Regions from separate parts of the Homo sapiens genome. Here all the other regions are linked to region 3. The links are chromatin loops, found by intact Hi-C in ENCODE. Cell type or tissue: Caco-2. All regions are shown on one strand.

Region 1 (8,000 bases), 120 kb before region 3:
TTTCCTTGCAGAGATCTTTCGACTCCTTGGTTAGGTATATTCCTAAATATTTTATTATTTTGCAGCTATTGTAAAAGGTGTTGAATTCTTAATTTGATTCTCTGGTCACTGTTGGTGTATAGGAGAGCTACTGATTTGTGTACATTAATCTTGTATTCATGTTGAAATTTAACTGCTAATGTAACGGTATTGGGAGGTAAGACCTTTAAGAGGTAATTGAGTCATGAAGGCTCTGCCCTCATGAACGGATCAATGCTGTTATCATGAGAATGGGTTAGTCATCATGTGAGCAGACTCCTGATAAAAAGATAAGTTTTGTCTCAATTTTCTTGCTCACCATATGATGTATTCTGCCATGGGATAACCCTTGCCAAATGCTGGTGCAGTGCTCTTGGACTCCCCAGTCTCCAGAGCTGTGAGCCAAATGCACTGTTCTTTATAAATTACCCAGTCTGTGGTATTCTGTTTAAAGCACAGAAAATAGACTAAGACATACATTGTAAGTGCCTAGTAAATGTGAACTAATGTTCTTATCCCTTGTCTGACATTGGCCTTGAATAATGCAAGCCCCTTCTCATCAGTTCCCTAATTTGTGAGAATGAAAACAGGAGCCTTCATGGTTGTTTATAAGTTATAAATTCTCATTCTAGGGAAAGCGCTCATTAATATTCTTACCACTATTTCTTATAGACAGCACCAGAGGCTGAGATTTATTTAATATGAACAATTTAAAATAATTTCTGTAAGCGCACACACAGCTAGCTTTCAATTACTCACTCTAATGGAGAAGATCAGAGTCATAGGTAATCTAAAACTGTGCCAAATCCAAAGTCATCTCTGTTTGGCTTGGAAATGAACTGGATACACTTTTTTTTTTTTTTTTTTTTTTGCAGCATATTTACCTTTTGGATTTTTTTGTGCTTGGCCAATAATAAAATAAATTTACATTATCTAAGCACACTAGCTGACAGCACGTGAAAGTGCACAGAAATACTCCTGGGGAAAAAGAGAAGCTAAGATCATGATACTAAGTTTGCTGCAATGAAGAAGGGATTTACCATACATTTTTATTAGTGATTCTCAGAGTTTAGAAGAGATTTTTTAAAATTGTATGGGGAACTTGTTAAAAATGCACATTCGCAGCTCCAACCATTTTATAGGTGAGAAAACTGAGGTTCAGATAGGGGAACTGACCTGCTCCATGTTGTAAAGTTGAGGGCACAATGGGAAGTAGGACCTAAGTCTCCACAGCTCCTCATATAATGTACTAGGCAGCGATAATAATGGAGTCCTCTGAGGAAGAGAATAGAGAGAGAAGGCCATGTAGAAGGCAGAATAATGAAACTTGGGGATATTTTCACATTTGGTAGGGTGAGAGAAGGAAAAGAAGACAGCAAGAATGAGAAAGTGAATGAAGTTAATTTCTTTGAACTTGGCTGATCTCTCAGAAACTTCTAACCCAGTAGTTCTCAAACTACTATGCACCCAGGTCAATTTGAGCACCTGTTGAAAATATGGATCCCCAGACAATCTGATTTAATAGGTCTGAATTAGAGCTTAAGTTTGTGTTCTTTTTTCTTTAAGTCAGCACCCCATGTGATTCAGAATTAAGTAAATGGAAAATCACATCTTGAAAAATATTTGTCTAACCTTCTAAGATCTTGAAGTTTACGTCAAAATGTTTTAAGGAAATACCAAGATCTTTGAAAACGTGGGATTTCCCCTGTTGAATTACTTGGGACCAGGGATGAACTTTGACAGCCCAAAAGCTGCTGTGAGTGAGCACTCTGTCTGAGTAGTGAAAGCATGGCATGCTGCTTGAGGATGCAGGCTTTAGCACTACACTGGTCTGTGTTCAAATCCTGTTTCTGACACTTACTAGCTAAGTCATCTCTGTCAAATTCTTTGCTTCTGTGTGCCTCAGTTTCCTCATCTGCAAAGTGGGAATAATAATAGTATCTGCCTAGTAGAATTGTTTTGAGGGCGGTCTGTAAAAGTGTTTAATTTAGCAATCACTCAAACACAGCTTAGATTATTACTTTTTTCTTTTTCAGCGTTGCTTGCATGGTGGATCTTTTGCTCAGGATAAATCATCTGAAGACTCTAAGGCAGTTACAGTGACCAACTTTACCTGTTTGCCCAGGACCGAGAGGTTTCCCAGGATGCATGATTTTGGTGCAAAAAGACAGGCCCAAGCAAACCAGGATGGTTGGTCACTCTGAAGGCAGACCTCTCTGAAGCCCTTCAAGTACTTATTTGCATACATAATATTTTTTACTGGTAAACAGTAGTTATCAGCTGCTCTGCTAATTCAACAAGGAATAATTGCTGAAGGTTATCTGATACTATACATCTAGTAGCTACTCCAACTAAAATTTCTAACTTGAGCAGCTTGCAGAGAAGTGCATGGGAGTGATGCACACTTCTGGGATTCCCGAAATTCCCTATATCTGGATTGTGCTCAGCTGTACTGTATATATTTCTTAACTAGGTGATAGATTTCTTTTTGTAAATATGTGGTTGTCTATTAATAGGATCACAATAGTCTCAGAATTCTATTTGGTGGCTCAATAAATGTAAGCTGAATGAATAAATGACTATCAATTGAAATGTCTTCACTTGGGTGTTTGGGAGACTTGATTTATGAAATTGAGAGGTACAGTTTGAAAACCATCTCAGACAGCAATTTCCTCCCTTGCACAGCACTAATTCTCTCTTAATGTGGCTTCCCAGAATAAAGGCATGACACAAGACAGGCACTTACCTTGTCTTGGTGAAAAGGCTCTTGAGATGCCTGTGAAGAGGATTTTCAGAGTTTCTAAATTTGGCCCTGAAGTCATCTGAGATGCGTATACATTCACATATACATATACATATACATCTGTCAAAAACAGAGCAATGCCAGGATAAAGTCACATATCTCACCCAGCTATGTCCCAGATGGGACATGACCTTTGTTGTATACACTCTTTTGTGGACTAGTGCTTTGTACATGTTAGGGTGATGAGGTTAAGGGTTTAAAAGGCCTTTCTTTTTAAAGATCCATTGTGTTTTCTCAGGCTGGAAAAATTGTCATCCTCCATTCGCCACTAGATGGCCCATCATTCAAAAAAATTCCTTGTTTTCTAAAAAAAAATTTAGGGAACAAGGTTCCCATAATGATTTGAGTATTCCCATCATGATTTTTCAGCCATATCATAGCAAATCACCATATATTCTTTCAGTATTTACTTTAAATTGGCTACTTTCTAACTTAAATATGCCTATTTTAGAAGTAAACTGGAAGGTGAACAGGAAAAAAGAGAGAAAGTTATACATAGATGAAAAATTCAATGGCCCTGGAGAGAAAGAGCTGCCTCAAGGATGAATAGGAAGGGGAACTGGGCCTGGAGTTGGTGATTCAGGACTCAAGGGGCCAAGATCAATAGTAGGCAGAAAGATAAAGGGGGCGGGTGAGAAAGAAGGACTCTCAAAACTGACACGGAAAAGCTGGGCCAGAGGTAGGAAGAGGGAGGCATGGAACCTGGGGGATAGAGAGCGGAGCTGAAACAAATATAGAAATGTTGGCACAAAATGTTTGTGTAAGAGAAGGCTACAACTGAGTCGGGCATACCAGAAGCTGAAAGAAAGGTGAAGCCTAGCAGTATAGTTTGAAGTCAGGTAGCGTGATGCCTCCAGCTTTGTTCTTTTGGCTTAGGAATGACTTGGCAATGCAGGCTCTTTCTTGGTTCCATATGAACTTTAAAGAAGTTTTTTCCAATTCTGTGAAGAAACTCATTGGTAGCTTGATGGGGATGGCATTGAATCTATAAATTACCTTGGGGAGTATGGCCATTTTCACAATATTGATTCTTCTTATCCATGAGCATGGAATGTTCTTCCATTTGTTTGTATCCTCTTTTATTTCCTTGAGCAGTGGTTTGTAGTTCTCCTTGAAGAGGTCCTTCACATCCCTTGTAAGCTGGATTCCTAGGTATTTTATTCTCTTTGAAGCAATTGTGAATGGGAGTTCACTCATGATTTGGCTCTCTGTTTGTCTGTTATTGGTGTATAAGAAAGCTTGTAATTTTTGCACATTGTTTTTGTATCCTGAGACTTTGCTGAAGTTGCTTATCAGCTTATGGAGATTTTGGGTTGAGATGATGGGGTTTTCTAGATATACAATCATGTCATCTGCAAACAGGGACAATTTGACTTCCTCTTTTCCTAATTGAATGCCCTTTATTTCCTTCTCCTGCCTGATTGCCCTGGCCAGAACTTCCAACACTATGTTGAATAGGAGTGGTGAGAGAGGGCATCCCTGTCTTGTGCCAGTTTTCAAAGGGAATGCTTCCAGTTTTTGCCCATTCAGTATGATATTGGCTGTGGGTTTGTCATAAACAGCTCTTATTATTTTGAGATACGTCCCATCAATACCTAATTTATTGAGAGTTTTTAGCATGAAGGGCTGTTGAATTTTGTCAAAGGCCCAAAACAGCATGGTACTGGTACCAAAACAGAGATACAGATCAATGGAACAGAACAGAGCCCTCAGAAATAACACCACACATCTAAAACTATCTGATTTTTGACAAACCTGGCAAAAACAAGAAATGGGGAAATGATTCCCTATTTAATAAATGGTGCTGGGAAAACTGGCTAGCCATATGAAGAAAGCTGAAACTGGATCCCTTCCTTACACCTTATACAAAAATTAATTCAAGATGGATTAAGGACTTAAATGTTAGACCTAAAACCATAAAAACCCTAGAAGAAAACCTAGGCAATACCATTCAGGACATAGGCATGGGCAAGGACTTCATGTCTACAACACCAAAAGCAATGGCAACAAAAGCCAAAATTGACAAATGGGATCTAATTAAACTAAAGAGCTTCTGCACAGCAAAAGAAACTACCATCACAGTGAACAGGCAACCTACAGAATGGGAGAAAATTTTTACAATCTACCCATCTGACAAAGGGCTAATATCCAGAATCTACAAAGAACTCAAACAAATTTACAAGAAAAAAAAAACAACCCCATTAACAAGTGGGCGAAGGACATGAACAGACACTTCTCAAAAGAAGACATTTATGCAGCCAACAGACACATGAAAAATGCTCATCATCACTGGCCATCAGAGAAATGCAAATCAAAACCACAATGAGATACCATCTCACACCAGTTAGAATGGCGATCATTAAAAAGTCAGGAAACAACAGGTGCTGGAGAGGATGTGGAGAAATAGGAACACTTTTACACTGTTGGTGGGACTGTAAACTAGTTCAACCATTGTGGAAGACAGTGTGGCGATTCCTCAGGGATCTAGAACTAGAAGTACCATTTGACCCAGCCATCCCATTACTGGGTATATATCCAAAGGACTATAAATCATGCTGCTATAAAGACACATGCACACGTATGTTTATTGTGGCACTATTCACAATAGCAAAGACTTGGAACCAAGCCAAATGTCAAACAATGATAGACTGGATTAAGAAAATGTGGCACATATACACCATGGAATACTATGCAGCCATAAAAAATGATGAGTTAATGTCCTTTGCAGGGACATGGATGAAGCTGGAAACCATCATTCTCAGCAAACTATCGCAAGGACCAAAAACCAAACACCGCATGTTCTCACTCATAGGTGGGAATTGAACAATGAGAACACTTGGACACAGGAAGGGGAACATCACACACCAGGGACTGTTGTGGGGTGTGAAGAGGGGGGAGGGATAGCATTAGGAGATATACCTAAAGTAAATGACGAGTTAATGGGTGCAGCACACCAACATGGCACATGTATACATACGTAACAAACCTGCACGTTGTGCATATGTACCCTAGAACTTAAAGTATAATAAAAAATATATATGTATATATATGTATGTGTGTATATATATATATATATACACATATATATATATAAAAGGTGAAGCCTAAGGAAGAGATGTGGGGTTGGGGCCTGAGGAGATGAAGAGGATAAAGAGGTATATCAGACGCTCTTCGTTGCAATGTTTCCATTTCCCCTCCACTTCTTTCCTTTGGGGAACATTAAGCAACACCGTTTAGTAACCAAGCCCGAAATTGCGGCCCAATAGACCACAGACCTAGAATGCCTTACCTACAAACCTTGTTGCCATGTGTGTTTTGGAATTCAGAATTGTTTGGATTTCAGAAAGGTGACACAAGCATACACTAGACATTAGATAACATACCTAGTGAGGCCTGGGGCAAAACCCCATAAGCAAACACATTAACATTTCTGCAGTGAAATGTATGATTTATTATACTTAGTGGGCTAGATGAAGACTATGAAATAGTTCAGGTTTGGTTTTGTCGCCAAAAGCATTTTGATGCCAAACTAATAAAAAACAAACAGCCTTTGATTTTCAGAGCCTTTTGAACTGTGCGTACTGTTTATGTCTTATTTTTGAATCTGGGTCATGGGCACATAGCTGTTTGTCGTATTACTGTTCATACCTTTTGTAGGTGTGAAATATGATTTTTTAAAACCTTTGAATTGCCTAGGCTCATGTCTGTTCTAAGAGGGAGCATGACACAATACTACATTCATAGAAGGCTTACTAAACACTTGTGGAATTGAACTAACTGGATCTAGCCCTCCTACATGTATTCTTTGTTAACTTGGCCTTAGAGAAAGCAACAGATGCTCTTCTAATTAGGGAGGTTAGTCTGGTTACAAATATAAATAAGAGTTAAGCTGGAACAAAGGCTATGCCTAGGAAAAATGCCTTCATTCCTTTATTCATTAACTCGACAAATATTGAGGACTACTGTGAACTTAGCACCGTGCTAAAAGTTGAAAAGCCATAGGAGGTATCATATAAACAAAGTTCTATCTCTTCCATTGAGAAATTGAAAGTCTGGTGGAGAAGATGAGCTGCTCTCGCCTACCTGTGATTTAATGGGCAGAATGCCACAGGATAGGCATGGTGTGCCATGAAAGCTCCAAGCAGATGTGCTCTCTGCCCAGCATATGGATACTGATGCATGCCTGGAGAGTTTAATAGAGGAGCTGAGATTACAGCAGTTTCCACACTGTTACCATCTAAAATGGCAATCTGCTCTCATTGCTCCCTAGCCTATGGGGGATTGGGTCGTCATTAAATTAGATTTCTGAGGTTTTTCTGTATCCAAGAAGGAGGACAATGCAAGGCCACATTTGGCGCCATCTAGTGCTTAATGAGTGCCATCTTGGATGGCCCCCAAAAGCAAAGAGTCAAGGGCTCCAGCGTGATATTTTAAAAGTTTCTCTGACCTGGCCGGGCGCGGTGGCTCACGCCTGTAATCCCGGCACTTTGGGAGGCCGAGGCGGGTGGATCACGAGGTCAGGAGATCCAGCCCATCCTGGCTAACACGGTGAAACCCCGTCTCTACTAAAAATATAAAAAATTAGCTGGGCGTGGTGGCGGGCGCCTGTAGTCGCAGCTACTCGGGAGGCTGAGGCGGGAGAATGGCGTGAACCCGGGAGGTGGAGGTTGCAGTGAGCCGAGATCGCGCCACTGCACTCCAGCCTGGGCGACAGAGCGAGACTCCGCCTCAAAAAAAACCAAAAAAGTTTCTCTGACCTGAAACCCCCTGCTCCAAACACTCCTGCCCCAATAACTTACTTCATCAAAAAGAAGGGCTTTTCCTGGAGTCCAGAGATAGCTGAAGCTGAGCATCTTGGTTTACCTCTTCCTTGATCTGGCCTATTTCAGCTCAGCCTGGGGCTATACCGTGATGTGGGTAACTAGATTCTTCATCCATAAAATGGGGATAATTAAACAAATTGACATACATAAAGTAGTTAAAACAATACTTGGCACATAGTAAGCACTGTTAACGGTGTGCCCACCTAACTATTAGGTTAATGTCAGGATTAAGCAGTCAAGCAGTACCCCAGTTCCAATGAAGTCCACCAAGGAATCTGCATCTCAAAAAGTTGACTCTGTGGGGGTCAAAGCTTCTGTTTGGGAAGAGGAGCTGGTACTCAACACCAAGGCCTATA
Region 2 (8,000 bases), 52 kb after region 3:
GATATTTATTATATTTTCAAACTAGTTATTACTGGTAGGTAGGAAAATTTTTGATTTTGTGTGTCTATGCTTAATTCTTATTTCTAATAGTTTTTCAGTTGCTTCTCTTGGATTATTTTTGAAATTAATCACACCAGCTCCCATATGATAACTTTATTTCCTTTTAAAGAACAAAACTGCTGTTTTGCTTTCAAACCTGATTGTATTGGCTAGATCTTTTGGGATAATGTTAAATAATAGCAGTACTAGCAGGAGTCCTTGTCTTGCTTCTGATTTTAATGGAAATGTTTCTAGTGATTCACTTAATAGAAATGTTTCTAATGGTTCATATTAGTTGGCTCTGATGTTGTCTGTTGGTTTAAGTTAGATGTTTTTTATAATATTAGGGAATTACCTTATTCTTAAATTATCAAGTCCTCACAAAAATCAAGAATAGTTGGCCAGGTGTGGTGGCTCACGCCTGTAATCCCAGCACTTCAGGAGGCTGAGGCAGAAGGATCACTTGACATCAGGAGTTTGAGACCAGCTTGGCCAACATGGTGAAATCCCATCTCTACTAAAAATACTATATATATATAGTATAGTATATATATAGTGTATATATATATAGTATAGTATATATATATAGTGTATATATATATAGTATAGTATATATATATAGTATATATATATATAGTATAGTATATATATATATAGAGAGAGAGAGAGAGAGAGAGACATGGTGGTGCATGCCTGTAATCCCAGCTACTCGAGAGGCTGTGGGAGGAGAATCGCTTGAACCCAGGAGGTGGAGGTTGCAGTGAGCCGAGATTGTGCCACTGCACTCAGCCTGGTTGACAAAGTCAGATCTGTCTCCAAAAATAAAGAATAGTTGTTGAGTTTAGCTGATGTTTTCTAGGAATCTATTAAGAGGTTCATTTGTGTTTTCTACTTTGATCTCCCCATTTGGTATATTATATTATAGATTTCCTAATATCAATCTTTGTTAGCTTTCTAAGATAAATTTTCCTTTTCCTTTGCATGCTTGGGAGAGCCTCAGATTTGGCTTCCATACTATTAATTTGATTGATTTTGCTCTCTGCTGTCTCCAATGTGAAATTTATTTATTTTTGTTACAATGTTAATTTCTCTGTATTTCTTTCTAGCTCTGTTGAGCTACTTACCCTAGGTTGTCTTTCCTTCTCAATGTTTTATTCTAGTGGCTTTCTATACCTGTTTCATAGAGTCCATGTTTTCTTTCATTCTATTGAGGATGTAAACAGTTTTCTAAAATATTTCTTCTGGTTTATACACAAAATTAAGACGTTTTTGTTTCCTCTGAGTTGTCAGAGTGATATGCATTTTCCTTGTGCTGCCAGAGGTTTTCATATGAACTTTTTTTTTTTTTTTGGTAAAGCAACAGGGTCTTGCTCTGTTGCCCAGGCTGGAGTGCAGTGGCATGTTCATAGCTCATGGAATCCTCAAACTCCTGGGCTCAAGTGTTCCTCTCACCTCTGACTCCAAAATAGCTGGGACTACAGGAAAACACCACCATGCTTGGCTAATTAAAAAAAATATATATATATATATATTAAAACAGGGTTTTGCGGTGTTGCCCAGTCTTGAACTCCTGGCCTCAAGTGATACTCCCACCTTGGCTTCCCAGTGTTAGGAATAAAGGCATGAGCCACCATGCCTGGTCAGGTTTTTTGTATGGTTTATGAATATTCAAAAAAGGATCTGTCTTTCATCAAATACAGGGTATGTAGATTGCCTTTGACTATCCTCAAGCTCAGATTCTCTCTCATATTGGTTAGAACCCTTTTCAGCTCCATTGTTGGCAGGCAGGTTGATACACATAGCTTTTAACCTGTTTCACAGTGTCTGTCAGCTACTCATCTAGTGGGTTCTGCTGGACCCATATGGAATCGTCTACCCCTACTACAATGTTCTCAGATGCTCTGAACCAGATAAACTATGTGAAACAGTACAGCCTCCCACATGTGTTACTACCTGAGTGTTACTTGTGAGGGCTCCCACTCCTAGCACACAGTGTGCCAGTACCAATTCTGCCATTTCTGCCCTTTTGATTTTGGGGAATTAGAGTCTCCATGTGAATGTAGACCAGTTTTGAGAATTGCTGATTTCCTCTGCAAGTAGTAACCACGTAGTCCAAATGGATGTCCGGTTTGCCAGTTTCTAGATGAACTCTTGGCTTCTAAGCCATGAGGCTGACAGTTGTGGAAGGACTCAATGTTTCCTATCTTCTTTTAGGTTTCTGTGGGCTGCTGCATGAATTGGCCAGATTGTTTTTTCTCATTTCAGTATTAGGCTTATTGTTAATGGAGATTTCTCCCAGATCCTGGTAATAAGTTGGCCATCAGTTTAAGTTTTCAGTGTTTGGGGAATTTTATCTTTTTCTATATCTTGATAGGTATTTGAGTGGGAAATTGAGAGAGGCTATGTTAGTGATTGCTAGCCAAGTGCTATTTTAAAGTAGAAATCCAGTGTATATTTTAGATTAGAGCAGAGATTGGCAACCATTTCCTGTAAAGGGCCAGAGAGTAAATATTTTAGACTTTGCAAGCCATATGATCTCTGTGTTTTAACTATTTAACTGTTGTTGGAGCATGAAAGCATCACAGAAAAATGCAAACAAATTAGTGTGGTTGTGTTCAAATAAAACTTTATTTACATAAACAGGAGGACCAGATGAAAAAGTTCTGGAGATAGCTGGCAGTCATGGTTACACAACAGTGTGAATGTACTTAATGGCACTGAACTGTACACTTAAAAGCAGTTAAGTTGGAAAAAATTTTATATATATATGTATATATGTGTATATATGTATATATGTGTATATATGTATATATGTGTATATATATGTATATATATATGTGTGTGTGTATATATGTGTGTGTGTGTGTATATATATAAAATCATGCCAATAAAGAAGCCAAAACAGAAAAACCATATTTTGCTGACTCTGAGTTTAGAGGAATTAGATCTAGCATAGGCAGAGAGAGAGAGGAAGAAATTACATATGTACAGTAGGACAGTGACTCTGTTAATAAGCTAGAAGGCAGTGGGAGACATTTGAGTATTTAAGAGGAATACCATAATGGGGATGGTGAGATCTTGGAAAGCTACAATTCATCCTAGTGATGTCATCTTATGATCTTTACAGATGGAGATACACAAGAGTTCACATTCACATTCTTTGACATAAGGATCAGAGTAGGGCTTTTCTACTTCTCTAGAGGCTTGAGAAACCTCTGCAGCTGTCAGAAGTGTTCATATCAGAAACAAAAGCTAACCAGTCATTTCTTTTTGCTTGTAGTACAAATGGTGACTAGTGATGCTTCTGGTAGTTGATCTGAGCTCTTCCCAGGACTAGAAGATCCTAGCATTTTAGTTATTAACCACAGCACACTTACTCAATAAAAGAGCAGTCATCAGTCTGAGTCAACTGTTTATACAGCCTCCAGCCTAAGATTCTTCCTTATCAGCTAGAGACCTGGGCTTAAGAATTTCACAATGGGCTGGGAGCCTCTTAGAGAAACTAGCCTTTTGAGACTTTCTCTGAGTTGGGCTCTCTTGTTTGTTGTTGTTGTTTTTGAAACTGTCTCACTCTGTTGCCCAGGCTGGAGTGCAGTGGCGTGATCATGGCTCACTGTAGCCTCGACCTCTGAGTTGGGATATCTTGAAGGAATACATGAAGGAAAAGGGAACAGAGATTAAGGTTTTCCAGGCTTTGGGTTGTAATCAGACAGTTTAGCTGTATTCTGAACACCCAGCACTTAATGTGCTTGGTTATCCATGTGTATGTATCAAGGGTGGGGGAACTCATGGAGTGAGTCACTGAGTGGTATGGTTTAAATGGCAGGAAACTCTTCCCTCACCCCGCCTTGGGTAAGAAAAGGGCATAGCAGAGCGCTGACACACATCCCTCTGCTCCAGAAAGTGTACAGTACCCCTCTGCTCCCCACTGAAACCCTAAAGTTGTTCATCTTCATGTGTGCCAGGAAAGGAGTGGATCTGTGATGCAAATAGGATTATTTGGTCATATCTGCTGACTCAGTCTAAAGAAGCTTTTGAAGGGGATGAGATGAAATTTCATCTATGCTGCAGAGAGCAGGAGGTGCATTGCTGGATGGAGAGAGGACTGTAGGCTGCATGTGAGCCAAGGTAGACGAGGGAAGCATGGGGGTGGGCATGAGGAACTGGGGCAGCCTGACACGTGATCTTGGCATTGCAAAACTGATATCCTGTTGGCCTTTGGGCCACATGATATGATGACAGTGCAGTATCCCCATGGCCCTTTCTTTTTCTAGATTTCATTTATGATACTCTCAGATTTTTAAATAGCATGACTTTCCCCAGGGAGAAATTCAGACCTCAGGTCTCTAGGACTGCTCTGAGGTCATGAGATAGACTCAGTTTGAACCTGTTGAGTTTAAATGTCTTGGAATGATTTTAGCATCTCAGTACCCCCTTTCCCAGTGCTCATCTGGTCAGCTGCTCTGGAACCTGAGGGATTCTAAACTGAGACTTAGTTTGGGGTCATATGCAGTTAAAAAGGGACAGTCTTTTGGCACCTTCACCTCGGAGGTGGCTGCTTTTTGGCTTAGCGTTGGACTCATCACTGAAAAAGATAGTTGAGAGGTTGTTTTTGACCTGAGCAGCCTTATTAAGACTCAGTTATTGGCAAAGGAGAGAAGGCTCTGCTTATAAATGTTGCAGATTTAAAGGGGAAAGAGGAAACCACAGTAAGTAAAGAGCGATTCAGGGAGACCAGTTTCTCTTTTTTATTCAGAATGCTGCTCAGGTATCTGCTTTCCTAGGAGCCACCTTATTGTCAGGTTCTGCCTTCGGTTTATGTGTATTCTTCCCTTAATTCTTAGAAGAGGGAAGATGCTTTGGGGTTGTTCACAGGTTCCCATTCGACATAAAATAGAAGCTGCCTACCTTTACATATACTCAGTTTTATCTTCTCCAAGTCTCCCAGAAGTTCTCTTTGAAAGTTCCTAGAGCAGGGACTGCTTTTATTTTTTTTCCTTCTCCTAGGCTTTAAGCATGTATTTAGATGTATGTCACCATTGGGTAAAAGAAAGGCTAAAGATTCAGATAACTTTTCCCATCTGTGGAAACATGGAAAGCAGTACTCAGCAGAGGAATGAGGACTGATTATTTTGGGCCTCTTTTTACTTTATCCAAGTGAAGAATCTACTGTGCTATATATTTGTCAAAAGCAATTCCAAAGGGCAGGGGTTGGGGGAAAGCAGTACGGCATAATAAGATTTGGGCAAGTTAGATAGGAGCTGTGCAGTTGGTAATGAAGAAGCAGAACTGTTTCTTTCTCATTATAAAAGTAATCCATGCTAATTGTAAGGAAAAGAAATAAAATATTATAGAAAGCAATAAAGAATACAATAATAATAACTGATAATTCCTGTTAATATGTTGGTATAATTTCTTCTTAGTTTTCTGTAGGTATAGATTTCGGCTCACTGCAACCTCTGCCACCCAGGTTCAAGCGATTCTCCTGCCTCAGCTTCCCGAGTAGCTGAGATTACAGGCACTGCCACCACACCCGGCTAATTTTTGTATTTTTAGTAGAGACAGGGTTTCACCATATTGGTCAGGCTGGTCTTGAACTCCTGACCTCATGATCCACCCACCTCAGCCTCCCAAAGTGCTGGGATTACAGGCGTGAGCCACCATTTTTAGAAACAAAATAAAGATCATTCTACATATGATACTTTGTAATATTTAAAATATAACGGGATTGTTTACCCATCTAATTAAGTATTCTTAACATGATTTCTGATGGCTACATAGTATTCCATTGTTTGGATGAACATAATATAATGTATTTAAACACTGTTCTGTTCAATTCAGCATTTGATTTATCGGGTAGACATGTTTTGAAGGGATCTTGAATAGTACAGTGGAATTAGAGTTATAGTTGCGGTTCTGCTTAATTCTTAGCTCTGTGATCCTGAGCATAGATTAAAGTCTTAGCTTCCATTTCCTCATTTGTAAAAGAATGCTATTAATAGTAATGACCCTCCTGAGTAAAAATGGTTAGATGACATGACCCATGTAAATTTCTTAGCATGAAATCTAACATATACCAGGAACTCAATAATTGTTAGTAGTAGCGTATAGCATTATCCTTGTCTTGACACTTTGTCATCTGTGTACTCACTGTTAGAATTTGGGTCTCAAGGAAAGAAAATTGCTTTCATTTAGATAAGTAAAATTTCAGAATGAAAATTGCCTTTAGATAGGTAGCCTCTTTTACCAGTTGAGTACCTTCCAGATAGGGGCATTTGCCAACTTCCTGAATTTCACAGGGAAAAAAAAAATTCTGCAGTCTCTGTGGTTGTGCGGCCCCATTTGGTTCAGAACAAGGAAGTGGGAAACCACCAGCTGCAACCAGGGAATTATCTTTGTGTCCGCAGGCAAAGCCAGCCAAGCCCCCCTGTTCTACTTATCTTTTTTTTTTTCTTTACTTGCTTGTTTTTTATGTTCTTTTAGTCTGAATTTTTTTTTTTTTGAGCAGAGTCTTGCTCTGTTGCCCAGGCTAGAGTGTAGTGGCACAATCTCGGCTCACTGCAACCTCTACCTCCTGGGTTCCAGCGATTCTCCTACCTCGGCCTCCTGAGTAGCTGGGACTTCAGGCACATGCCACCACACTCGGCTAATTTTTTGTATTTATTTATTTTTTTAGTAGAGGTGGGGTTTCACCATATTAACCAGGATGGTCTTGATCTCCTGACTTTGTGATCCGCCTGTCTCAGCCTCTCAAAATGCTGGGATTACAGGCGTGAGCCACTGCACCTGGCCTGGAAATTTTTAAACATACGGAAAAGTGAATAGCGCAGTACATAGAATACTTGTATAGCTTCTGCTTAGTCTCAGCAGTTGTCCTACTTTCTTTATTTTTATTTTTTATTATACTTTAAGTTCTAGGGTACATGTGCACAACATGCAGGTTTGTTACATATGTATACATGTGCCATGTTGGTGTGCTGCACCCATTAACTTGTCATTTACATTAGGTATATCTCCTAATGCTATCCCTCCCCCAGCCCCCCACCCCATGACAGGCCCGGCGTGTGATGTTCCCCTTCCTGTGTCCAAGTGTTCTCATTGTTCAATTCCCACCTATGAATGAGAACATGCAGTATTTGGTTTTCTGTCCTTGCGATAGTTTGTGGAGAATGATGGTTTCCAGCTTCATCCATGTCCCTACAAAGGACATGAACTCATCCTTTTTTATGGCTGCATAGTATTCCATGGTGTATATGTGCCACATTTTCTTAATCCAGTCTATCATTGATGGACATTTGGGTTGGTTCCAAGTCTTTGCTATTGTGAATAGTGCCACAATAAACATACATGTGCATGTGTCTTTATAGCAGCATGATTTATAATCCTTTGGGTATACACCCAGTAATGGGATGACTGGCTCAAATGGTATTTCTAGTTCTATATCCTTGAGGAATCGCCACACAGTCTTCCGCAATGGTTGAACTAGTTTACAGTCCCAACAACAGTGTAAAAGTGTTCCTATTTCTCCACATCCTCTCCAGCACCTGTTGTTTCCTGACTTTTTAATGATCGCCATTCTAACTGGTGTGAGATGGTATCTCACTGTGGTTTTGATTTGCATTTCTCTGATGGCCAGGGATGATGAGCATTTTTTCATGTGTCTTTTGGCTACATAAATGTCTTCTTTTGGGAAGTGTCTGTTCATATCCTTTGCCCACTTTTTGATGGGGCTGTTTGATTTTTTCTTGTAAATTTGTTTAAGTTCTTTGTAGATTCTGCATATTAGCCCTTTGTCAGATGGGTAGATTGTAAAAATTTTCTCCCATTGTGTAGGTTGCCTGTTCATTCTGATGTTGGTTTCTTTTGCTGTGCAGAAACTCTTTAGTTTAATTAGATCCCATTTGTCAATTTTGTCTTTTGTTGCCATTGCTTTTGGTGTTTCAGTCATGAAGTCTTTGCCC
Region 3 (8,000 bases):
CTGATCTAGCTATGTTTATGTGTGTTGGGGTGATGGATGGACAAGAGGTATAGTTCAAATGAGATCATTTTTGTGAAATGGCTTTGTAAACTGTAACATGCCCTATAAATATGAGATTAGCTTTAATACTGGCCCTGACTCTCCAGTGTGGCTTTGTGTGTTTGTCTAAACACTTAGTTAATATCTGTCAGTGGTCCATTGCACAAGGAACTGACACAATGGTATCCTGTGCCTCTGTTGTTGTTGTTGTTGTTTTTTTTTGCAGTTCTAAAAGCTTAGTTAATTGCCTTCATTAGCTTAATATATACCACGTGAAAAGCATAGAAAAGCAGAACTCAAAACTCAGAGAATAAAGGACAGAACATAACTAACTACTGATGTGCACCTTAGTTACCTGATGCAGGGAATTGAAGCATATAAGCTTCATCTAGTACTACCTCAAATACAGTAAAGTGGATGACAGCACTCGATAAACTGTAAAGCTGAATAATAATGCCAAGGATTGTTGTCATCATGACTACTTAGATTGGCTGTCACCCAGTGACTTAGCTGTGATATGCTTCCAGGCAGTTCCTGAGAGGTCCTGCAAGCCCCTTTCCTGTACAGGTGCTAGAAAGTGCCATAGAAATACAGTCTCCTGATGACTGTAAAAGCCAGGCAGCTAAATTTAATAAGACATTTGTCAAGGAGATGGAAGATTATGGCCAATTTTGGTAGACAGATAGTTGCCGGCTAAAACAAAGCATGTATTGAACTGTTTTGGAGTAGGAAGAAGCATTGCTATGACAACAAATTACTTATATTTGATTTAGAAGAAGGAGAGCAGTGTAGCTTAATGGTTTAGAAAGCTCATGAGAACAATTGTTGGCACGGGTTTATGTTAAAATATAAAATGTTAAGTAGGATCTGTTAAATAATTGAGCACCTCAGTGCATTCTGTCTCTTCTCTCACTGTCTCTAACCAATAGAAGACAATATAAATAAATTCAAAGAAAAAAAAGCTAGCAGAATTACATGCAAATTGTTCCATTTTATAAGGTGCCCAAATGAAATTCACAGCCAAAATTTGCTGGAATGCAAAAAATGTCGTTTCTTTACAGGAAAAAAAGAACCCAGAGACCTATTCACTGTGTTTTCATGCCATCCAAACCTGATGATGGTAGTTTGGAGTTTCTCATTCTGTAGGTGATTAATCTTCTTTGTGATTGGTAGTATGTTTTATTTGAAAAGAAACTACACTTCAGACCATTTCTATCCTTTGGCTGTGTTCATGCCTGAGAGAATGAGTAAACAGTCATTTGTATGAACTGGTTATTTGTAGTTCCCCTGGGGAAGTAGGTATCAGGCAGGTAGCAAAGGCATCTAGCATCTGGAGGAAGCTTGTGGATATAGAGGCTTTCTCTTAGAAAGATAGCTCTTTCCTTTTCCTAAAGGTAAAACCAAACAGATGGCCCATATTCACTGGGGATAGGTCTCAGGGTCTTCTTCATCGGGTTCTGAGGGTGGGTAGATCTAAGGACTCCTTGAGGGCTCTTGAGGCAGAGAATCAGATACTTTCTAATCTCTCCTTTTTTGCTTTTCCCTGATCCCCACTTTTACCCAGTACCATCTTCCTGTTTTCCCCTTATACTTCCAGAACAGTACAGTAAAGTAGGAAACAGGGAAAAGCTTGGAAAATGGAGGACTGACTCCAAGAGGACAGGAATAACTACCCTCAGCTTTTAAACTGCCTCTGCAGGCAAAACTCACAAATTTGTATTCCCCCCCGCCCCACCGCCCACCCAACTTCTTTGGAGGGAAAAATTCCATTGGTCATTAATACTGGGAGGAGGCCATGTCATAGAGTTCATTCAGAGGCGGAAGACTGAAAATAATAAGCCAGATCTTAGGCTAACCTTCTCCTGTAACAGAGAAGTGACCCAGAATCACAGCTGTTTGATGAATAATAGAATTTGCCTGGCATATAGTTTAAATTTCACCTTCTTATGTGACTTGGTGTTCTGTGTTTTACTAGTTGGCATCATGTCAGATCATGTTCTACCCTCCTCGGAAACTTCTAGTGCTCTCAGTTACTTACAAAATAAAATCCAGAATTGGTGAGCTGTTCCTTAAGGCTCTTCATGATGTGGAAATAGACCTCTTAGAAAAAGGTTGCAAAAGCAATGCATACTCATTATAGAAAATTTGGAAACTAAAGAATTTGGCAAACTTTTTCTGTAAAGGGCCAGATAGTAAATGTTTTAGGCTTTGTGAACCATGCTGTGTCTGCCACAACTACTCAACTCTGCTATTGAAGCACAAAAGCAGCTACAGATAATGCCAGTATGTGAGTGAATGTGTGTGGCAGTGTTCTACTAAAACTATATACAAATCAGTCAGTGGGCCACGTTTGGTTCGCGGGTTATTGTTTGCTGAACACTGCTATAGAAAATAAAACTAGTTCAACCATTGTGGAAGTCAGTGTGGCGATTCCTCAGGGATCTAGAACTAGAAATACCATTTGACCCAGCCATCCCATTACTGGGTATATACCCAAAGGACTATAAATCATGCTGCTATAAAGACACATGCACACGTATGTTTATTGCGGCACTATTCACAATAGCAAAGACTTGGAACCAACCCAAATGTCCAACAATGATAGACTGGATTAAGAAAATGTGGCACATATACACCATGGAATACTATGTAGCCATAAAAAATGATGAGTTCATGTCCTTTGTAGGGACATGGATGAAATTGGAAATCATCATTCTCAGTAAACTATCGCAAGAACAAAAAACCAAACACCGCATATTCTCACTCATTGGTGGGAATTGAACAATGAGAACACATGAACACAGGAAGGGGAACATCACACTCTGGGGACTGTTGTGGGGTGGGGGGAGGGGGGAGGGATAGCATTAGTAGATATACCTAATGCTAAATGACGAGTTAATGGGTGCAGCACACCAGCATGGCACATGTATACATATGTAACTAACATGCACGTTGTGCACATGTACCCTAAAACTTAAAGTATAATAATAATAAAATAAAATTAAAAAAAGAAATGAAAAAAATAAATAAAAATCACTCATAGTCTTGCCACAAAAATGTTAACATTTTTGCTTATTCTCCTTCTTCTCTTCACATTATTTTACATGCTTGTGTCTATACTGTATATTGCCAATTTTATACCTGATTTTTTTCACTAAGCATCCTCATAAACGTTTCCTGTGTTATTTAAAACTTGTTGGCATAACTCTTAATGCCTATGTGGTACTCCATCCTGTATGTAACTGGATCATAATTTACCTAGCCATTTCCTTTTTTTTTTTTTAGGGGGGATGGATTCTTGCTCTGTCACCCAGGCTGGAGTGCAGTGGCACGATCTCAGCTCACTGCAACCTCTGCTTCCCAGGTTCAAGCAATTCTTGTGCCTCAGCCTCCCAAGTAGCTGGGACTACAGGCTACCATCACCGCGGCCAGCTAATTTTTGTATTTTTTAGTAGAGATGGGGTTTTACCATGTTGTCCAGGCTGGTCTCGAACTCCTGATCTCAAGTGATCCGCCCACTTCGGCCTCCCAATGTGCTCCTATTTTTTTTTTTTTGCAGTTATAAACTTTAAAAAGTTTACTCTTGTACAAATCTTTGTGTTTCACATTATTTTGTAGGTCACTTTCCTTGAAGTGGAGTTACCAGGACAGGGGTATGGATGTTTTTAAGGAGCTTAATATCTCTTTTTTTGTTGTTTTTTTTTAAAAAAGGTAGTGCTTATGTACATTCCTACTAGCAGTGGGGACAGAGAGAGCCTCTTCCAACTCATCCTCACCAACATCAGATATTGTCACTAAAGCAAAATCTTTTTTTTAAAGCAAATTTTAAAAAAATGGCATCTAAGTTAATGTGTAATTCTTTGTTAAGGTGATTGGAGAAAAAGTTTCAAATGATTGTTGAATGATGAATGGGATCACATAGTTCTTCTTTGGCTCAGTTTTTCATAAATGTACCTTGGGCCCTAACTTGCTTCTCCTTTTCCTCATGCAGTTACCCCCTTTCATCTTTCTGGCTCCTTCTGTTAAAATTCTACTTATTCTTTAGGGCTCAATCCTATCTGTATTCATGTACCTGTCTGTGGAGTCCTCCCTAGTTCCTCCTACTCGATATGATCTCTTGCCTTTGAATCCCTGTAGCACTGTGTACCTCTCTTGTGGTATTTATGTCTTTCTGCCCCTTTTTTTGGTTATCTCTGTACTGGCTTTATGCCTATGGCATGGACACTGGGTAATGTTATCTTTGCATTGACTCCCAGAGCCTAGTAGAGAGCTTAGTGTACAATGGGCTGATTAGCCTATCAGAGCTATGTTGAAAGGTGCCTAAGGTCTGCTGCAGATGACCTTTCAAAATATTCGATGTTGCAATTACCTGTGATGTTTACAGAACGGATTGGGATCACTGATAAGAGATGCTTTGCTGGTTACTTAAGATGGGCTGTATCTATAAGTCCTAGTCACTCTTTTTTGTGAAATTTGAATCATCAAATTTTCCAAGTAGTGATAAAAAACAATTTTAGCATATGTTAGGCTATTCTCTTGTGTATCTGGTAGAAGTTTATGTGATGATGGAAATGTTTTATATCTGCACTGTCTGATATGGTAGTCAGTGGCCACATGTGGCTATTGTGCACTGTATATGTGGTTACTGCAAATGAGGAACTGATTTTTTTTTTCATTTTACTAATTTTAAATACTTTAAATAGCCACATGTAGCTAGTGGTAACCATATGGGACAGTGCAGGATAATGTAGAATATTTAAAGTTATGGTCTCTTTTTTATGGCCAAAAGAAGCTGGGTATGTATAGTGACCCACAGTAACATTGACATTGTAGTTTTCTGGAATTTTGGAGAGGCAGTCTAGACCCTGGTAGAGCCGTAGAGAGAGAGAGAGAGAGGGGAAGCCATAAGTTTGGTTCAAAATGGAAACTGATTCCAGCGGGAGGTGTATGTTGTGAGAAAAGGGAGATGATGCCAGATTGGTAGGATAAAGGCAGAGTACAATAAGCTGGAATACCTAGAGGAGACATATGGACATGATACGATTGGTGATAGGGAACCATTAAAGATTCATGAAAAGAGGAGTGATAGATGAGTGTGGTGTTGCAAGGTCACCTTTGCCAGGCGTATGAAGCTGCTGGGAAAGGATGTGAGTTATTGGCCCCTCCTTCAGTGGATAGGGTTGGGCAGTAGTGATTCACAAACTCCATCAAAACCCAGCCACATCAGAAAACACAAATGATTTATTTTTGCATTAGCTTCCAGTTATTGTGTGCCTTCCTGTGGTTCAGATATACACCACCATATATTGTGGAGGGCTTGTAGCTGGGGGGCTGTGGAGAATGGCCGCCTATGTGACAGGAGGCAGGCCAGTCACCTCTGCTTAGCCACAGGCAAAATTGCCATCTGTGACCCTGGTACCTTGAAAGGTGTGTCTTGAATGGCTCTTTGACTCTTCAGAAACAATCTGGGAGCCCATTCATTCTGTTCTCACTTGCCTGCTTCCTTTAAGGGCCGATAGCAAATTTCTAATTTTACTGTTAGGAGAATATTTTCAATCTCATTTTTTAACCTTTAAATTAAGTTGAACCTTTCAATTAAGTTGAATTAATATTTCTTCCCACTACCTACTCCTTACTGCCCTCACTCCGTCCTTTATTAGATTGCTTATATTTCCATAACTGCATCGTGACCTTAGCACATGGACTTAATCATTAACTATCGTATTCCTAAAGAACAGCCTTTGGACTCATTTTTTTTTTTTTTTTTTTTTTTTGAGACGGAGTCTCGCTCTGTCGCCCAGGCTGGAGTGCAGTGGCAGGATCTCGGCTCACTGCAAGCTCCGCCTCCCGGGTTCACGCCATTCTCCTGCCTCAGCCTCCCAAGTAGCTGGGACTACAGGCGCCCGCCACTACGCCCGGCTAATTTTTTGTATTTTTAGTAGAGAACGGGGTTTCACCGTTTTAGCCGGGATGGTCTCGATCTCCTGACCTCGTGATCCGCCCGCCTCGGCCTCCCAAAGTGCTGGGATTACAGGCGTGAGCCACCGCGCCCGGCCTGGACTCATTTTTAAGAAAAAGAAAAACACTATTAAAGGGATTCTCTCTCTTCTCACACTCTCCCACATGCCCAGCTAACCCAGCCACCCTCATTCTCTACCCTACCTGTACTCCCACCCTCCATGCCCACTTTGGCTCAGGGAGATGGTCCAGCTGAGGAACAGCCTCCCTTTTGGGAAAACATGCTCCATTTAAATCATACGTAGTAAGTCTTCAGAAACCCTGACCCTGGAGGGGCTTTGGGACACAACTGACAATTAAATCTCCTGGTGTCAGGAGATCTTGCAACTGAGAACTGAGTGCCCCTTCCACCTCACTCATAATTGACAGGGGCCAGTGCCTTGTGTGGGCCTCACCTCACCTGGCATCACCACTCCTCACCCAACCTTACCTCACCTTACCCCACCTTACCCCACCATACCTCACCTCACCTTCTCTCCTGCTCTTGAGAGACAACTAGGTAACTGTGAGTAGCACTTCTCCCTTGGCATAGTGAAGCAGCTTCCTCACTGATGCTCAATTCAAGGAAAGAGAAAAGTTCTTGTCTTGAGTTACCATGGGGCGGGGGGGAAGGGGAATTTTTTTTAAAAAACTACTTTGAGCTTCACACTTAAGATTTTTACAAAAATCAATTATATTTGGTTTCTCTTTTGATCATGAAGGTGGTATAGTTTAAGGGTTGAGGCATGGATACTACTGGAATCAGACACTAGTGGACTAGAATTTTGGTTCTATCACTTGCTAGCTGTTTGAACTTGGGGAAGTTTCTTAATTTCTTTGAACCTCAGTTTACTTGTCTGTAAAATGGGGATAATAATGCTTGCCTTGCATGGTTGTTGTAAAGATTAGAGAGTGTCTGTACAGCATGATTCCTGGGACCCAGTAAGGACTCAATAAAAGGTAGTTGTTATTATTAAAGCAGGTCATTTATGTTTGTAACAACCACAGGGTTAAGCTCATTGTCCCAATATCCTTTTATCTCATCCCTCAGCATGCTTGCTTTTGCCTTCCTGAAGCTGAAGATATTTATCCTCAGGGCAAGAGACATTGGGTGTGAGGGATTTAAGGAGACAGATTTTCTTGACAGAGGGATTCTTAGGTCAAGATGAGTAAGGAAAACTCGAGAGCTGGATGAGTAAGGAAAACTCGAGAGCGGCCTTTGCCAAGGAAATCTAAAGCAATTGCCACCCTGTTGGAGAGGTTTCTGTCCTGTCTGAAGGTAGGAATGGGGGATAGATGGATGAATGGATGACAGCCTTCTGCTAGCCTTTTGAAGAGTACATTCCCAGGAAAATAGCCTCTACTTTCTGCAGTGTGGGAGTGAGGGCGGGGGATGGATATTGTTTTTGAGTGAAGGAAACCTTGTGTTCCATACTTAAGCATCATGTTCCCCCACCCTGGGATGCTCTGTTGGCCTGATTTAAGGAAAGCTTTCCAGTTGATCTTTTAATCTTCAGAAATAACACCAGAAATCAGTTATGCCATCACTTTCCTTATAAAACTAACTAGCTTTCATTTAGCAGATTTTGTTCTAGGGATTCAGTGTGTCTGGATATTGAATTTTTGTACTGCCGGGGCAAGGTTTTCTGAGAGTGGTATGTTTGATGTGTGTGGATAAGGGGTTGGGGGTGGCTCAGAGGGTGAGGGTGTGGAGCATTGTCTTCAAAATCCCTGAGCAAGGCTGAGGGTGTTTCCATGTCTACTGCCCTAATGAGGATTCTAGCGAATAGGGGCAGTGCTGGCTCATTCATAGATATTAAAATAAAATGTTAAGTGGGCTTCCTTCTAAGAGTCAACTCTAAGGCATTCTCTCCAAATTTACTTGTCTCTGTTGCTATCTCTTTTGTTAGAATGAGAAGATACTCTTGAAAAACTGTTTATGATACAAATCTATATGTTAAATC
Region 4 (8,000 bases), 87 kb after region 3:
ATTTTTCTGGACACTGAAAAAAAAGGTGGCGGCTTTGTGCCTTTTGTCTTTATACATTTATGTATCATTTCTTTACAGAAGTGATATATGTTCAAAACAGAAAAAAATGGAGGCCAGGTGCAGTGGCTCCCACCTGTAATCCCAGCACTTTGGGAGGGCAAGGCAGGAGGATCACTTAAGCACAGGAGTTTGACACAAGCCTGGGCAACATAGCGAGACCCCATTTCTTAAAGAAAGTAAGGAAGGGAGGGGAGGGGAGGGAAAAATAGAATAAAACAAATCATTGAGCAGTAACAACTATTAACATTGTTTGTTACATATTCTGGAAGTCTTTTTGTCTCTTTATAGATGTTAAGAGTTTATAGTGTAGTGGTCAAAAGTACCAATCCTTGAACCAGCTGGTCCATGGTTTTATGGCTGGCTCTTCTACCTGCAGCTGTGTGACCTTGGGTAAGATACCTAACCTTGCTGACCTAATTTTCTTATCTGTAAAATGGTGCTTGGTTGAACGGAGATGATGTGTGGTAAGCACTTAGCCCAGGGCCTGGCGCATAGGAGATAACCAATAAATGTCAGATGCTGTTGTTTTTACTACTATTACTACTATTATCCTAAACACTGAGGAGGTGCATGCCCTTGTTGATGTTAGTCTTTAGAGCTTTGACCCCAACTCCCTGAGCTTTTCAGTGGCGGTAATGTGAAGGGGGCTTTGTTTCTGCATTAGCCTTGCTGAGTGAGATTAAAATTCCCAGGCAGGCTTTCCTATCCACATTGACCAACACTGCCTTTGTTTTTCACATTTGTTTCAGTGACAGCCTGTTTGATTAGGGAACTGGCCAATCTGCTTTTCTCCCTCCTGACAGGTGAATTGGGCCCACTCCTTTTTGGGTTTTCAAATAAAATGTCCAGACCTTTTAGGTTTGTCAGTAGGCCCAAGCCCTTCAGCCCATTTAGGGAGTGGCAGCAGTGAGTGCCAGGCAGCAGCCTGTTTGCCTCCAGAGCTTACTAGTTTGCCTTGGCCCTTGTTTGCCTTGGCCCTGTCTTCCTAAAATCACATTAGAAGGAACAGCGTCTGGCAGTCTTACCCAATGTCTTCTGTCTCCACCTTGAGCCACTACTTCAAGCAGTGTTTCTTTATGCAATAGAAGCCTTATCTAGTGAGTGCTTCCACTCCTTAGTCTGTGGATCAGTGGTTCTCAACGCTGGCTGCACAATTAGTATCCCCAGAGCCACTTTCAATACACACTCATTTAAAAATTTTACATCATTTTATTTTTGGCACCTAATAATTGCACATATTTTGGAGGTACATTGTGATATTTAGATACAGACAGTGTGCGAAGATCAAATCAATCTTGTTAGCATATCTGTCACCTCAAGCATTTATCATTTCTTTGTGTTGGGAACATTCAAATCCTCTCTTCTAGCTATTGGAAAATATACAATACATTATTGTTAACTATAGCCACCCTACATGGCTATAGGACATTATAACTTATTCCTTCGATCTAGCTATAATTTTGTATCTGTTAACCAACCTCCCTATCTCCACCCTCCCCAGCCTCTAGTAACCACCATTCTACTTTCCCTTTCTATGACATTAACTTTGTTAGCTCCCACATATAAGTGAGAACATGTGGTAGTTATCTTTCTGCACATACTCATTTTTTAAAAGCACTCCAGGCAATTCCAATGTGTGCAACCAGGGCAGCTCTGCTGTACACCTTGTTCTAGTTCTGCCCTGCCACTGGCTGGGGCTTGGGGCTTTGAAGGATTTAATTTCACCATATTAAGTATCAGTTTCCACATTTTTCAAATGGGATTTGTAAAATTTACCCTCTCTACCTTTCAGACAAGTTATAAAGAAAAGATACCAAAAGATAACAATGAAAAGATAACAAAGAGCTTTGGAAAGTTAAAAGCACTACACAAATGAGCACTTGCCTTGTTCTCTCTTTGACTTCAGTCACAATTTTTTGTAAAGGGGGTTTAATTGACATATAATTTACAAATGAAAAGTTTATCCTTTTCAAATATACAATTCAGTGGTTTTTAATATATTCACAGAGTTGTTCAATTAGCACCACAGTCTAATTTTAGAACACTTTCATCACCCCGAAAAGAAATTGCATAAACATTAGCATCATCCCCATTCCTTCTTTCCTTGTTCTGGACCCAGGAAACCACTAATCTACTTTCTGTCTGTATGGATTTGCCTATTCTGGACATTTCATGTAAATGTAACCATATAATATGGCATTTTGTGACTGACTTCTTTCACTCAGCAGAATGTTTTCAGGGTTCATCCATGTTGTTGCATGTATCAGTACTTCATTCCTTTTTACGGCTGAATAATATTCCTTTGTATTATATATCACATTTTGTTTAGCCATTTGTCGGTTAGTGTACATTTGGGTTGGTTCTACCTTTTGGCTATTGTTAATATGCTGCTATGAACATTTGTATAAAGCTATCTGTTTGTCTGCTTTGGAGTATGTACCTAGAAGTAGAATTGCTGGGTCAAATGATAACTCAGTGTTTAAACTTTAGAGTAACTGCCAGACTATTTTCCAAAGTGGCTATACCATTTTATATGTCCACCAGCAATGTATGAGCATTCCAAGTTCTCAACATCCTCACTACCACTTGTTATTGTGTCTTTTTTATTATAGCCATTCTAGAGGGTGTGATGTCGTAGAGGTTGAGTATCCGTTATCCAAAATGCTTAGAACTCGAAGTGTTTCAGATTTTGGAATGCTGCACTTTGTACTTACCAGTTGAGCATCCCTAGTCTGAAAATCTGAAGTGCTTGAATGAGCATTCTTTTGAGCATCTCTTTAATACTCAAATTTGACCCAGCCATCCCGTTACTGGGTATATACCCAAAGGACTCTAAATCATGCTGCTATAAAGACACATGCACATGTATGTTTATTGCGGCACTATTCACAATAGCAAAGACTTGGAACCAACCCAAATGTCCAACAATGATAGACTGGATTAAGAAAATGTGGCACATATACACCATGGAATACTATGCAGCCATAAAAAATGATGAGTTCATGTCCTTTGTAGGGACATGGATGAAGCTGGAAATCATCATTCTCAGTAAACTATCGCAAGAACAAAAAACCAAACACCGCATATTCTCACTCATAGGTGGGAATTGAACAATGAGAACACATGGACACAGGAAGGGGAACATCACACTCTGGGGACTGTTGTGGGGTTGGGGGAGGGGGGAGGGATAGCTTTAGGAGATATACCTAATGCTAAATGACGAGTTAATGGGTGCAGCACACCAGCATGGCACATGTATACATATGTAACCTGCACATTGTGCACATGTACCCTAAAACTTAAAGTATAATAATAATAAAATAAAATAAAATAAAAAAATAAAATATCTGATAAAAAAAGTTTCATATTCAGGAACATTTCAGATTTCGGATTTTTGAATGCTATTTCTCTGATAACTAATGATGTTGAACACTTTTTCATGTACTTACTAGCTATTTGTATGTCTTTTTGGAGAAATATCTTTTCAGATCCTTTCCCAAATTTTAATTGGGTTGTTTTCATTGTTCAGTTATAATTGTTCTTTCTGGATATTAAACCCTTATCTGATATATAATTTGAAGCATTTTCTCCCATTCTGTGGGTTGTCATTGCATTTGCTTGATTGTATCCTTTGAGGCACAAAATATTTTAATTTTGATAAAGTCTAATTTCTCTATTTTTGATTTGGCTGCTTGTGCTTTTGGTATCACATCTAAGAAACTGTTGTCTAGTCCAAGATCATGAAGATATATGACTGTTTTCTTCTAAGAGTTTCATAGTGTTGGCTCTTACATTTAGGTCTATGATCCATTTTGAGTTAATCTTTATGTGTAGTGTGAGGAAGGGGTCCAAATTCATTTTTTTCATGTGGATATCCAGTTGTCCCAGCACCATTTGTTGAAAAGACTCTTCTATCCATCCCCATTGAAATATCTTGGTATCCTTTCTAAAAATCAATGAAAAATAAATGTGAAGGTTTATTTTTAGACCCTCAGTTCTATCTCATTTCTCTATATGTCTATCCATATGCCAGCACCACACTGTCTTGATTGCTGTAGCTTTGTAGAAAGCTTTGAAACTGAGTGTGCATTGTAACAAGATCTTCTGGGGATTAGTGTGTGTGTGTGTGAATGTTGAAAAGGGCTGGAAAGCAAAGTTGAAAGAAAGCAAAATGAGCAATATAGTGTTCAGATGATAAGGCCCAGGGGGATTGACTAGCCTGAGGCCACATAGCCAGTGATTGGCAGATCTTGGTTCAGCACTCAGGTCTTCTGACTTCCACATCAGTGCTCTTTCCACCTCCCCTGTTGCATAAGTACTGAATGAGATGCCTTTGGTTAATGGACACTCTGAGCAAGAGACTTCAGGGTTATTTAAGCAACTGAACTTTGCTCAATCGCCTCATCTGTACAACAGAAATATTACCTCTATCACTGGCTGGGCCTGGTGGCTCACGCCTATAACTGCAACACTTTGGGAGGCTCAGGAGGAAGGATCACTTGAGCCGAAGTGTTGAGACCAGCCTGGGCAACAAAGTGAGACCCTGTCTGTACAAAAAATAAAATAATTAGCCAGCCATGGTGGCATGTGCCTGTAGTCCCAGCTAGTCAGAAGGCCGATGTGGGAGGGTCACTTGAGCCCAGGAATTTGAGACCAGACTGGCCAACATAGTGAGACCGGTCTCTACCAAAATTTTTTTTAAAAAATTAGCCAGGCGTGGCGGTATGTGTCTGTAGTCTCACCTACTTGGGAGGCTGAGGCAGGAGGATCACTTGAGCCTAACAGTTCAAGGTTACCATGAGCCATGATCATGCCATACACTCCAGCGTGGGTGACAGAGTGAGAACCTGTAATAACAAATGGAAGGAAGGAAGGAAGGAAGGAAGGAAGGAAGGAAGGAAGGAAGGAAGGAAGGAAGGCAGGAAGGCAGGCAGGCAGGCAGGCAGGCAGGAAGGCAGGAAGGCAGGCTGGCTGGACGGAAAGAGGGAAGCAGGGAGGGAGGGAGAAAGGTACATCATAGTTATTATGAGGATTCAATGAAATAATCCTTTGTTGGGTGCCAACTGGCAAGATGAATTCAGTTTTCCATTGCATAAAAAGAATCGGGGGGTAGGCAGAGCTCCTCCTGAGGCCCATCTCTTACCTCAACAGGTGGCCTGCCAACCTCCCCTTAGGTCCCACACGCCTAGGACCTTGAGTGGAGTGAACTGAGACTTTAGGGCAAACTGAGGGTTTCTTTAGAAAGTCCAAGGAAAGAGTGATCACTTCTGGGTCCCGGTACTGCATGGGTGCCAGTTGAGGAAGCTTTGGTGGTAGGATCCGGCCAGAGGAGCTAACGCAGGAAAGGAGTTTGGGGTGGAAAAACTTCGTAAGCTAGGAGGTCCTATGATGTAGTGGATAAGAACAGGAGTGTATGTATATAATTTTATATTGTAGAAAATTGAAAGCATACACAAAAGTAGAAAAAATGTTCCCTAATGCATCTGTCACCCAGTTTCAATGATTGTCACCACATAGCCCATCTTTTTCTTTTTAACAATACACCTCACTCCACCACAAATCCATTCCACCCCCAACACAAACACCTATCCCTGGATTATTTGGAAGAAAATCTCATGTAATTTTAACTGTAAGTATTTCATTATGCATGTCTGAAATGTAAGGACACAGTAAAAAATAAACATTACAATACCATTATCATACCTATAATAACTAGCAATAATTCCTTAAAATCATCAAAGATACCTAGTCAGCAGAGCCCAGGCTTTTAATCTAGCCAAATCACTGTTCCAGTCTTCCTTCTACAGCATCAATAGCCTGTCTCAGAGCCTGTTTTACATTGTAAAATGAGGACGGTCATAACAATTCCTGAATCTTTAATAAGGTAATGCATGTAAAGTGCTTACCACAATGCCTGATACAAAGTAGTAAATGCTCAATAAAGGTTAGCTAAGATTATTTATTAATAATAATAGGAAATATTTGAGTTGCTATTAAGGTGCTTTTGAGAATGGCTTTGACTTAGAATCAAGAGGCAGATTTGGAGCCCAGCGAAATGATTGTTGCGGGGAGGAATAACGACAAAAACAAAACAAAAAAACTTTCAAAGTGGCTGAAAAGAGAGCACCGGTATGAACTGGGAAGTGGAGCTGCAGATGATGGCGTCCTGGTAATTTTCCTCCACTGTATGTAGTTTTTTCCCCCTGCAGTTCCCCTGGAGGAGAGAGGAGAACTGGCTCGGGTGGGGGTTGCAAATACTAGAAAGTATTCTGGGCAAGAAGGGGCACTGCAATCAAAGGGCTGGGGGCCCCCAGAGTCCTGGCTCAGGAGATGAAGTCTCAGGTTCCCTGGGCTCATGGGCCTAAAGCCCCACCTTGTGGGGAATGGTCTGAGTGACTCTGTTTCTGTGCACGGAGTTTGGAGGCATGAGGCAGGCTCACTACATCGTGTTAGAAACATTCCCATTGTTCAGGAATGGTCTTGCTCTCTGCTGCCAGTTCCAGGCATCAGCTGAAAGCTTTTTAATAAAAATGGAACTCAAAGGAGACGTGATAAGGTACCTGATTTTAACCTGAAGTGAGAGAACACCAGATGTTTCATTCTGTCTGAGGGTTTGAGAGGCAAAGCAATTAGCAGCTGCTACTGATTTAGCAACAGACACCTGCTAAATGAAAATCTGTAAAACCGGCCAGGCTTGGCAGCAGAAGCGCATACACTGCTTCTCAGGCATTTCTGGGAATTGTAAATTATGTTGGCTCAAATGGCAGGGCGGGGGGCTTCCAGTGAAGCTGAACATGCTCATCTAGACCAGGAGTGTGTTTTTCTAAGATGGCAATAACTTAGAAATGGCTATTTGGTTGGTGGATGGAGAGGACGAGATGAGAACGAATCTTCCAGAAGCTGCCTGGTTCGTCTCTGCTGCTGGCCCAGCTCACAGGTGCCCTCTGGGAGTCATCCTATAGCTGCCCTCTGGGGACAGATAGGGCTGACAGAAGGACGAGGGAATCCTGCCACCCCTCTCCTCCTGATCCAGAGCACATCTCTCCCTGCCACCAAAGGCAGTAAGTCTCAAAGCAGGAGGAACACCCACCTCTGGACTCACAGCATCTCCTGCTCTGGGACAGTTACAGACTGTTGGCTTTAGCAGTGATTTGGAGAGTTTGTGCTTGCTTTGGCTGGGAAAGAGACTTATCCATAGCCTACTGCCTTTCAGGATTCTTTTCTAAGGGGATATCAATGCCTGCTCTCCACGTCTATTTTCTCGAGGCCCACAGTGGAGCACAAACAATGGAAACATAGGAATCCATGCAGAGGGCTTTAGCGATCTCCTGGGACACTGCTTCTGTCCTGTCTTTTAGCCCTTATAGTTTATAGTTTAGATTTTACATGTGTTTCCTATCTTTTCAACCTTTTCTAATAAGAATTCCTTACATGTGGATGGGACTTGGCAACCAGCAAATCTCACCTTAGTGTAGTTGTTGAGGATGGGTTCAGGGATTTTCTAGAAAATAAATCTATTTTCTAGGTTTATTTCCTGGCTGGGCCACTCCTGTGTGTGTGTGTGTGTGTGTGTGTGTGTGTGTGTGTGTGTGTGTGTGTGTGTGGTGTTGGTGGGAAGAACATAAGGTTCTTCATGGAGTGGGTGTTCAATATATGACTGATTGAAGAGAAGGTCAATTTGTAGGTCAACTAGGTGGTGCTGAAAGAATTGAGCAACTCCCATTTGTGCCTTATGCCACATGCACTGTACATAACTGTGTCTTGGTCTCCAAACTAGGCCAGAGGTCAACTGTAACTTGGGCCAAAGGTGCCTTCTGTTTCCAGTTTTGAGCAAGGGAATGGCAGCTCTCCATATGGAGCAGGGACCAGGGGGTGCTGTTGGCAGATGCATGGTGAGAGCTGTCCTGAGGAAGTACCATCCAGAGTCTCGTCCTAGCAAG

What was found. A loop is a pair of places that touch in the nucleus more often than their neighbours do. Peaks named below come from ENCODE experiments on the same cell type or tissue, not always from the same donor. Only the 100,000 strongest peaks of a DNase experiment are listed, where the experiment ranks them.
Region 1: it touches region 3 in a loop (5-fold over the local background); 3 of 110 quality-filtered maps call a loop at or near these places.
Region 2: a loop joins it to region 3, with 2.4 times the contacts of the local background. A loop is called at or near these places in 9 of 110 quality-filtered maps.
Region 4: it touches region 3 in a loop (7-fold over the local background); 3 of 110 quality-filtered maps call a loop at or near these places.

What each region holds. Positions count from the first base shown.
Region 1 is chrX:109,908,131-109,916,130 of GRCh38, forward strand. No RefSeq gene overlaps it. Among named protein-coding and RNA genes, the nearest start is that of TMEM164, 91 kb to the right of the region's middle. In Caco-2, a CTCF peak has its summit at 3,046 (motif pointing right); no DNase peak of the experiment used is centred here.
Region 2 is chrX:110,083,784-110,091,783 of GRCh38, forward strand. All of the region lies in intron 3 of TMEM164 (transmembrane protein 164), which reads left to right. Among named protein-coding and RNA genes, the nearest start is that of MIR3978, 5.7 kb to the left of the region's middle. In Caco-2, no CTCF peak of the experiment used is centred here; no DNase peak of the experiment used is centred here.
Region 3 is chrX:110,032,196-110,040,195 of GRCh38, forward strand. The region is part of intron 2 of TMEM164 (transmembrane protein 164); the gene reads left to right. Among named protein-coding and RNA genes, the nearest start is that of MIR652, 19 kb to the right of the region's middle. In Caco-2, no CTCF peak of the experiment used is centred here; a DNase peak (open chromatin) is centred at 4,326.
Region 4 is chrX:110,119,201-110,127,200 of GRCh38, forward strand. All of the region lies in intron 4 of TMEM164 (transmembrane protein 164), which reads left to right. Among named protein-coding and RNA genes, the nearest start is that of MIR3978, 41 kb to the left of the region's middle. In Caco-2, CTCF peaks have their summits at 4,508 and 6,463; a DNase peak (open chromatin) is centred at 4,361.